Linked DNA regions of Mus musculus: region 2 is linked to region 1. The links are chromatin contacts, found by Hi-C in ENCODE. All regions are on one chromosome and are shown on one strand. The core of a region is the stretch at or near the end of the contact, and the rest is flanking DNA. Distances in the headings are between cores, read along the strand shown.

The links. Hi-C counts contacts between places; a loop is a spot of excess contacts on that map.
Region 2: a map of T-helper 17 cell shows a loop between it and region 1 (2.1-fold over the local background). The contact joins the promoter of Irf2 here to the promoter of Cenpu in region 1. A Hi-C loop is called at or near these places in 2 of 37 maps with a recorded cell type or tissue (T-helper 17 cell and v-Abl transformed pro-B cells).

What each region holds. Positions count from the first base shown.
Region 1 is chr8:46,550,155-46,555,277 of GRCm38, forward strand. Cenpu (centromere protein U) reads left to right here and starts at 1,915. Exons shown (of 13, transcript NM_027973.4): 1 at 1,915-1,973; 2 at 3,861-3,909. The coding sequence starts at 1,933.
Region 2 is chr8:46,736,954-46,742,076 of GRCm38, forward strand. It overlaps Irf2 (interferon regulatory factor 2), which reads left to right and starts at 2,792. Exons shown (of 9, transcript NM_008391.4): 1 at 2,792-2,983. Gm16675 (predicted gene, 16675) reads right to left here and starts at 2,562. Exons shown (of 3, transcript NR_045750.1): 1 at 2,209-2,562.

The DNA of each region.
Region 1 (5,123 bases), core at 665-3,164:
TGAGGAACTTCCTGCAATACCCACAAGGTGATCTGCCCTCCTCTGGCAGTCATCCAGATGGTTTCTGGGTAATTGAGGACGCACACCTTTCGATGACGAGGAAACAGAAATAACCTTGAGGGAAACGCACGTCATAAACACAAGCGTTTCATCTCAGTAGACAGGAGATGTGAAACTCTTTAGAACTTACTGAGTAGGCAGAGTGGAGGGAGGGGTAAAGAAAACAGTCTACAGTTCACAAAACAATGTACAAAACCTGGTGTCATGCAAAGCTGACCACGACTACATCTTACATGGTATCTCTACTGACCCTAGATACTCACAGACAAGTGCCCTGGAAGATGTGCGTAAGAATTCCTGGTGATGTGCTGTCGGGAATAGTAAATAGAAAACATTGATGTACCCATAGCACAGAGGAATAAAAGCGATGCAAATAGTTACTTAATGAATTCCAAAGGCAGCATGAATGAACTACAGCTGCATGCAGATGTGGACACTTTAAAAATTATGGCTTTGGTTAGGATACTTGCAGAAAACCTACCAAACGTTATTTATAGAGATAGAAATATACAATGATTATACACAGAGGCATATCGAGGCTGAAAAGCATAAAAATGCTAAAGACAAATAAAAAAAACCGTATGGTTTGTGAAAAGGGCCATTCATGGAAGAGTCTGAGAGAACTGTTACATTTTATGTTCTGATTCAGTAATATAGGTGTCTATGTTTTATTTTTACAGTGTTAAATACCCTTTGTTGGAGACAGGGTTTCTTTGTGTAGGCCTGGCTGTCCTGGAACTCACTCTGTAGGCCATGCTACCTGCTTCTGCCTCTAGGACTAAAGGCAAGCACCACCACTGCCTAGCTTGTATTCATATTTTTATTGTGATAAAATTTATAACATAAAATTGGACATTTCAGCTTTTTATTCCAGTCATTTTAAGTGTTTAAATACATCCACCTTTTTTACACAACCATCTATCTCTCCCATCACCCCCATTTCTGGCCTTTCTCATTACCACTGTGTTTTAGGTTAATCAAGAAATCATTGTTGGAGCTGGAGAGATGACTCAGCCATTTGGAGCCTCTTGCCAAAGACCTCAGAGTTTCCCAGCCTCATAACTATCTGTAACTCCAGTTTCAGGGTATCTGATGCCCTCCTCTGACCTCCACTGGGACCACGGATGTGTATATATATATGCGTGTGTGTGTGTGTATATATACATACATATGCGTATATATAATAAATATATAACATTTTGCATCGATACACATAAATCTTAAAAAAAAATTCATTGCCAAGTCCAACGTCTTGATTCAGTTTTCTTCTGAGTTTGGCCGTTTTTTTTACTTCTTATATCTTTGATCCCTTTAAATCAATTTTTCATTCTTTTGTACCACAAGAAAAATGTAAAAACAAAAGAATCGTGAGTATGGATCCAGAAGGGACCTTCCCGCTTTACGAAGGACCTGGAAGGGAGGACAAATAACGTGTCGCGTTCAACAGTGAGCTGCTACAGGGAGCTAAAAGCGGCATCTGCATTTAGCAATGCGAAGGATTTGACAGTAGTCCATCAACTAACAGCCCGCCCGGAAGCACTGGAGTTTTGGATCCGCTGGCGGCTGGCTCGGGTCCACCCACACCCACACCAGCTCCGGGTCATTTACCCGCCCACGAGGCCGGGGAGTTCTAAATTTACGGAACGGAGCGAGAGCGGGAGAGACAGCCTGCAGCAGCTAAGCCGGTTGCTTTGGACTCCGCTCCGCTGTTGGGTGTTTTCCAGGCCTGGATTTCATCGTGCTCTCGCCCAGGACGCTCTCTGGCCCCGCCCCGGAAAAGGCGGAGCATAGCGAGGACTAGGCTCTGATTGGCTGTTCAGAGCAAGACCGGCTAGGCGCGAGTTTGGAGTCCCTGCCTTTGGGAACGGTAGGATGGCTGCAAGGAGAAGTTTGAGATACTCGGGGAACCCGGGGTAAGTGCTGCCGCCCCGAAATCCGCCCAGGATGGGCTCAACCCGTCCCAGAGACTCGCTGACCCGGCCTCAATTCCCACAGCCCCGAATCCTAGAGCCAGGAGTCAAGCTGTGTGGTAGGGGAACTCAGACACCAGCGTCGCTTTCATGTGACAAGCAAATATTTAACAGTAATCATTTCTGGTCTGTCGACATTGCTTTTTATTTCTAAGACGCAGCTGTTTTCGTAATAGAAAACACGGAAGCCAAACGAAATCTCTAGCGAGGGACCAGGCAGCTGCTTGTTTAGAGCTTGGGCTGGCCTTGCCTAAATACCTAAAGGACATTCAGAGTGCTTCATGGATCTTTTCATTATATAAGAGGTGTGCATCTGAAAAGAAGTTAGTAAGCGGCCCGAAAGGTTAGCGCCACCAACTCCTGGCGAAGGATATTCTGGGCGTGTCTGGCGCGCATCCAAAGCCTGGTAGAGATTTGGATAGAAAGGTCTCCTCTGCGTAGGAAGTCTTCCGTGGGAGGATTACCTATGGAAGATGATGCTTGTAGCTACCACAGGACACAGATGGTGGGGGAATCCACATTCGGTGAGCAGTGGGAAGGAAGATTTAAAAAGGGCAAAGGAGCTTATCAGGGCATGCTGGTTTGTGCTTTTACCTTTTTTGGTTTTTCGAGACAGAATTTTTCTGTGTGGCCCTGGCTGTCCTGGAACTCAACTCTTGTAGACCAGGCTGGCCATAAACTTAGAGATCACCTGCCTCAGCCTCCCAAGTGCTGAGATGAAAGGCGTGAGCCACCACCACCTTTGAGCAAGGGAAAGGAGCTTAGAACTTGATCTGCCAAACCAGTGGTTTTTGTTGTTTCAACATCTTGAGGCTTGGAATTTATGAAATCTGTTCATTATCACTCCTAAAACACACGGATGCATACAGCAAAGATTATATAAAATGGTTACTGTAGAGATTTCCTTTAGGAAAGAAAGAGGTTTCTGTAGAGTTTGGAAACTGCTCCAGGACTCCAGCCCACAGCTAGAAGGGAATTTCTCTGGTTTTGGAGCACACACAAGAAACAGGTAGAGGGGCTGGTGAGATGGCTCAGCAGGTAAAAGCACTGACTGCTCTTCTGAAGGTCCTGAGTTCAAATCCCAGCAACCACATGGTGGCTCACAATCACCCGTAATGAGATCTGACACCCTATTCTGGTGGGTCTGAAGACAGCTACAATGTACTTGTGTATAATAATACCTAAATCTTTGGGCTAGAGCCAGCAGGGACTGAGCAAGTGGAGTTGACCGGAGCGAGCAGAGCAGAGGTCCTAAAAGCTCAATTCCCAACAACCACATGAAGGCTCAGGCTCACAACCATCTGTACAGCTACAGTGTACTCCTATACATAAAATAAACAAATCATAAAAAAAAAGAGTCAGATGGAAAAGAGTTCAGGCTAGGCAATTTATGCCTCCAGGTTGTCCCACCTACTTCTGTTTCGAGGTGCCATTCAGAAGTCACTTAAGCTTTCTGAGCTCAGAATCACAGTCTGCGGTTATCCCAAAGCAAAGGCAGTACAGGTCTGAGAGTTGGCTACAAGTGGGGAGTCCCAGCCCCCTCCCCTCGGATTATTACTGCGGTATTCTGTGCTGGGAGTGTGGGTGGCAATAAGTCTTTTCTATTGTAGCCTAATACACACAACTGAGATGGTTAACAAAGTGATAGGTGTCCCCCCCAACCCTGCTCCCCAGTGGTTTATTGCCTGGCTTCAGCTCTGCTGGGTGAGCAGTAATGAGGATAATTTGGAAAGGTGCGCCTTGGAAGGATTATAGCTTACAGTGCTTTCCCAGTTGCTCAAAATATCTGCTGAATTCACTTTTAAAATTTTGTCATCTGTGTTTTAATAGTGCAAAACATTCAAAGAACACTTTGAGAAGCACATATTCCAGGAAACAGGTAAGCAAGATTGTTAATGTGATTTTTCCCCCCCTTAAGCCATTGAAGGCAAAGCTATCATTTTGTGGGAATCATACTTTGGAGAGTTCTCTTAACAAAATCTTTTCTTTGTTTCTTTTCTTTCTTTCTTATTTTTATTTTACTTTTTTTTTTTTTTAATTTGAGACAAGGTTTCTCTATTAGACCTGGCTGTCCTGGAACTCACTCTGTAGACCAGTCTAGGCCTTGAGCTCACAGAAATCTACTTGCATCTGCCTCCGAGTGCTGGGTCACCATCACCACCTTAGCCTCCACCTCCACACTTGACAAACTTTTTTTTTGGTTTTTGGTTTTTTTGAGACAGAGTTTCTCTGTATAGCCCTGGCTATCCTGGAACTCACTTTGTAGACCAGGCTGGCCTCGAACCCAGAAATCTGCCTGCCTCTGCCTCCCAAGTGCTGGGAATAAAGCCGTGTGCCACCACGCCTGGCTTTGACAAACTTTTTTATAGCAGCTTTAAAAAGTGTTTTATCCAGAATGTTGGAGAAAAGGAACTTTGTTAGCGTTTTAGAACCATCTTTTCTTCTGAGTCTAGTTTCTATTTTTATTCAGATATTTGACATCACGTAAAAGCTTTATAATGTTTTGAAATGTCATTTTTTTTCCACTTAGTTTTTTTAACAGCTGCATATGAGTTTATAGAATTCCTCTTGGTTCATATACGGTTTTATTTTTCTTCAGGAAATGCCTGTTAAAGGCAAGCGTATTTGTGTAACACTCTTGATTGCTAATTTCAAAATCTTATCCAATGCCATTTCAAGTTAGTGTGAGGAGGGAGTTTGCTTTTCAGGTTCGGGGTTAGGCCTTCAGAGCGCTTTTGGCCTTCTTGTCTGTCCCTGGCTTTCTCCCTTCTCAGGCAGGCTCCCTGCCCTGCTGAGCAGACGCTAGCCTTGAATAAAGCTCCTGCATTGTGGAGCATCCCTGGCATACCCGCTGGGGATCTGGCGCCTTTCTCCTGCCTACCACTGCTCAGTAGCTAGAATTCACTGTGGCCTGGAGGGGTTTCTCCAGCCAGTGTCTGGAAGCGTTCAGGCCCTCCCTCTGGGAGGTAACTGCAGGGCAGGTGACGGAATCTTCTTTGGCTTGACAGCCAAGCCTTCTGCAGTTTCTTAGCATCTCTCCATATAGCACTCCATGAGTGAGGCTTCCCCTGAGTTTTGTCTGCCAGACATATT
Region 2 (5,123 bases), core at 1,542-4,041, 190 kb after region 1:
AGTTGGGCTTGAAGGGAAGAAAATGTCTGCTTGATTTGGATAACCATGTGTCTATTGACGTGGACAAACCCAAGGGAGGTGACTGGGCATGGTGCTCAGGGACTGCCATGATCCATCTCATCTGGAGACCCTGGGGGGTTGCATGGACCTGTAACTAGGCTGTGATTGATTGTGACTGGATGTGTACTGATAGGACTGGATGGATGGATTGCTAGACCGTGTGGGAAAGAAGGAATCAAGAACTGAAAAAAAAAATTAACAGTCCAAGAAAACTTTTTTATGTGTGGTTAAAGACCACACATAAGTAGGGCATTGCTCTTTCTGAAACAGTGAGATTGGGGTGCACTTAGAGCGGGCAGGACTGTTTCCTGATGGAGAATCTAGTGAAGACACAAATGGGAAGCCAATCGTCAGGAAAGCACGGAGACAGGATGCTCCCTGTGCCTGGCAATGGGGTTTCCAGGACTAGCCTCTGTTCACGGATACAGGGCCTTAGGATGCCTCTTAGAGATTTGTGGACATGGTCCTCTCTGGCTCCCCTGAGTTTTCATCTCTGAGGAAGCTCCTATCATAGATAGCAGGGAAGAGACATCGGTTGGCCCCACCAGACCTCATTGTTTCTGTCGTTCCTTCGGCCTGCACATGAAGGATGCTGAACCGAGATAAGAAGCTCAGAAAGAAGGCGTGTGGATGGGGACCGGAGGGGCTATTTATGTAGGCCTTTCCTCTCCCTGTTCTAGGGAAGAGAAGACAATGGGTTGCACACCGATTAAAATAAACAGAGATAGCACAGGCCCATAATTCCAGGATTCAAGAGCCAAGGCAGGAACGTTGTTAGTTCCCGGACAGCTTGGAAAACAATTCTGGTTCACCTAGACTTCCTAAGATGATCCTGTCTAGAAAAAAAACAAAAAACAAAACAAACAAACAAACAAAAAACCCAGACACACAAACAAACAAGCAAAAATAAAAAACAGCAACAGCAAAGAAAACAACAACAAAAGGGGCCGCAGAGATGGGGGAAGGGGGCTTGCTGAGCAAGCAATGGGGAGTTGAGTTCAAATCCCCAAGACTCTTGAAAAGCCAGGTCTGGCTCTGTGCCCACCTCATTCCAGTGCTGTGGCTGGCAGAGACATGAAGATTGCTGGAGTGGCTGGCTACCAGCCTAGTTCTAGGTTCAGTGAGAAACCCTGTCTCCAATCAACACCGTGGAGAAGGGCTGAGCAGGACACTCTGGCCTCCGTGAGTACACATGCACACATGCACACATGTACCACACTCACCCATACACACACAAAGCCAGAAAATAATGACCTGTGGTTATTAGGCTTTTAACTTAGGTGCCTGGTGGGTAAAGACATACAACTACCATGCAGTGTGTATATCCCTGTGGTTACTGATATATGAAATATAAATGCAAGGAGTGTGCAGTGTTATTATGGGAGAAATAAAGGACACTGTGCAGGAAGGATCTATTTTGAGGCCACAAGACAGGGTCCTTAATCTCACTGCTCTCCTTCTACAAGGGCATGCATACTTTCCTTTATCCCTGTCTGTGGAATCCACTAATTCTATGGCAAAGAGGAGGTAGAATTATTTTTCAGATGTTTACACATAGATAGTGACAGTCTCCTAGGGTGGGATGCTTTCCCCAGTGGTTAGAGAAGGCAGGTGGTGGGCTGAGGAAACTGTAAGCCAGGCAAGAAGCAGGTGTAACTAAATGTAAGGGAATACTTTTAAAGTTAAGTGACCAAACAGCAAGAGGTTCCAAGCGAGCTGGCCTAGTAGAGCCCATAGGCCGCTGCACCTGTCATAGGTACTGGGCCCTCTTCTTGCATTCAGTATTGTCTCCACGGAACAGCACAGAGGACAGCAGCCAAGGATGTTCAACCAATAAGGACAGCCAAATTTAGGAGTTAACAGGCAGCGTTCCCTCCAGGTTCAGTCCCAATCAAGACAGTTTAAGTTCATGTAACTCAAACCCTTGCATTTTGCAGGAACTGGACCGGTTATGGCAAAGACATGAAGTAACTTTGGAGAGTGACTTTCTAGGGGAAGGCCTTCCTAACCATCCTAGCTTCCACACTGAGTGCCAGGCTGGCCCTTCAACCCCCCTCAAACCCCCCCCCCCCCCCCGTTCCCCAGTAGGAGATCCAATAAAGTAGGGGCACAAGTAATGCCGTCTTTTCAGCTGACTTCGTTCCTTACATTCCTTTGCAGCGGGCGACTTTCCAAGATGAGTTTGTATATGCAGCCTGTGCACAGCGGTTCTGAGCACTTAAGCCACAGGTCGGGAAGGGTCCCCAGGCTTCCGGGGCTCTCTCTGGTCCATCTCCACCCTTCAGGTAGGATGTAGAGTCAGGTCATCTCCTTCCTTCCCTACGGCCACCACCAGCTGGTGGCCAGCTCCCAAGCCAGCGCCCCGTCCACCACTTCTGGTGCCCCACAGTCCCAGCGTGGCCCCGGTGAAAAGCGCGCGCCCTTCGGCGCGATCCCCACGCTCACACGCGCTGCCGCTTGTTGCTCCCCGCAGCCGCGACGTGGGGAAGTGAAAATGAAATTGACTTTTCCGAGAAATGATGAAAGCCGTGCCGGCCGCCAATGAACAGCGGCGGCGAACTTCCGCACCTCCAGGCTGGCGGCTGGAGCCCTCCCTCTGCCTCCACCTCCGGGTTGCACAAGCTTGAAACAAACACTGGGGAGGAAGGGCGGGGAGGGAGGAGGGCGGAGGGGGAGCGAGGGAGGGAGCGGGGCCGGGAGAGGGCGGGGGTGGGGGGGATTTCCAGCCTCGGCTCCTCGCAGTTTCCTCTCCTTGTTTTGCTTTCGATCTGGACTGTTCTCAGGCAAGCCGGGGACTAACTTTTAGTTTTGCTCCTGCGATTATTCAACTGACGGGCTTTCATTTCCATTTTACACACCCTAACAACACTCACACCTTGCGGGATTGTATTGGTAGCGTGGAAAAAAAAAAGCACATTGAGAGGTAACATTTTTTTTTTTCAAATAATAGTTGTGGCTGTGCGTGTGTTTTCTCTCGAGGGCATGTTGACGGGGACAGGAGGAGCTATGTATGTATGTGCGTCCTGATGCTTTGACACGATGTTTTGCAGACGGAAAAATGCCGGGGTTCATAAATATTAATACCGATTTTTGGAGGAAGAGTCGGCGCAGTTATGGATCATCTGATTTTAGGGGAAGCAGGGGTCTGCTGCTGTTGCCGCTGGTACTGGGGCTGCTGAGGCTGCAAAGAGGAGGAGGTAGAGAGGGAGGAGGAGGAGGTTAGTGAAGGTTTAATTTCACTTTTGGATTTGCAGATGAGAAGAGGTGGCTCCATGGACACAGATCTGCTCTGTGTGATTCTGCGCTCCAGGTGTCGTGTGTTGTGGGTACAGGTCCGTTGGAGTCCGGCCTCATTTAAAATAAAATTGGTGTGTGTGTGTGTGTGTGTGTGTTGTATGTGTATGAGTGTTTACAGACACTGTCGCCACCAGGTCCGAGGAAGGGAACCGGGTTCTTCTCGGTGCCCAGCGGCCCTTCTTTCCCGGCGGTCTCTGGTGTAAATAGACTGGCACCCGCGGTCCCTAGATGCCCGTGCCCGGGCAGTGACCACTGTAAACTTGAAGGCTGCCCTAAGGCGGTCCCAGGATGCGCTCGCCCGCGGGGCTTGGGGTCGGGTGACCGGCGTCTGGTGCCAGTGGACACTCGGGCCGGGCGGGCTCCGCGCGCGGCTGGGCGCGGGCCTGGCCGGCGCGCCCGGCTTCCTGGGGACTGGGCCGCCGCCACACGCCAGGAACGTCGCGTCCTCCTCCCCGCCGGCCAGCGTCTGGCCTGGCCTCCGGGCTTTGTCACTGCACTTGTCCCAGCGCGTGAGGCGCCTCGGAGGCGCGTCCCCGGAGGGCTCCGCGCTCAGGGGTCACCCACCCCGGCGCGGCCTAGCTGCGAGTGCCTCCGGGTCCCCGCGGGCGCCCCCGGGGCCGGCCTGGCGCGCTGGGCCCCGACCCGCCTTGGCTACGGAACGGGCGAGGTGTGGGGGCGGGGAACCTCCGGGGACCGAGCGGCGCCCGGCGGGCTAGCATGGGGTTGGGGGTGAGGCTGACGAACGCTTGGGGTCTCCGGGACGTGGTGGGAATGAGTGCCCGCCCTGTGCCCTCCGACCCGCTCCGGGCGCCGGGTGACATTCGCCCGCCGGCCGAACATGGTTGGTGCAGAGCGGCAGCCACCACTTCCTCTCCGCCCCGCCGGCCCGGCTCTCTGGGCGAGCGATGCGGGCCGCGGCCAATCGCGGTGCCCAGCTAGTCCCTGTCGCTCGGCCTTGGGGGCCGGCTCCCCTGAGCGGCCCGGGAAGCCTTCGCGAGAGCTCAGGGCCCCGGCTCCCCGGACGCTGTCCGCTGGGCCCCGGCTCTCGGACCGTTTGCCACCCTCAGTCCCTCGCCCCTTAGGAGCAGGGAAGGGAAGGAGGCTAGTAGCCTCCGCCGCGAGCCAGGACTGTGCTCGGGCCCCAGGTGAGACGCCCGGATCAGTCGGTGGAGGCGAGATCCTTGGTGGTCGGATGTAAATAAGACCCCTGGGATTGGCAGGCCACCTTGTCACTCGTTTGCGAGCGGGTTTGCAGGTCCTTAAGCCCAGTGTGTTTGAAACTTGGGGGACATGTTTCTTGTCCCCTCCTCCCTCCCGCGTGGGCACTCCTTGTCCTTCCTTGGTTGTGTCTGTACCAGGGAGGCAAAGTAGTCCTGGGGTTAGCTTTCTGCCACTCGCCTCCCTGTGGCTGGGACTCCGGGCTGCTCTTGATGAATGGCTCCTGAGGGTGGAGGACAGTTACATTTCCTGTTGTGCATTTTCAGGAATCACGGGAGCTTGGGAGCTTGTTGTCATGCCTGAAGTCATTTATTAGTTTTGTTTGTTGGTTGTTTTTGTTTTTGTTTTTGTTTTTTTTTATATCGACTGACTGCAAGTAACATTTGAAGTTAGCAGCCTGCACTTAAGGTGCTTAAGGGCAGGTGCAGGGACCCGTTTGTTTAGCCTACTGTTTTTAGAAGGTGGTTGATTGCATGGTAGACAGATGCACACTGCTTGGTTAGGGCAGAGCCCTAGAGGTTGCCCTGTTTAACTTAATCACTCGCCCA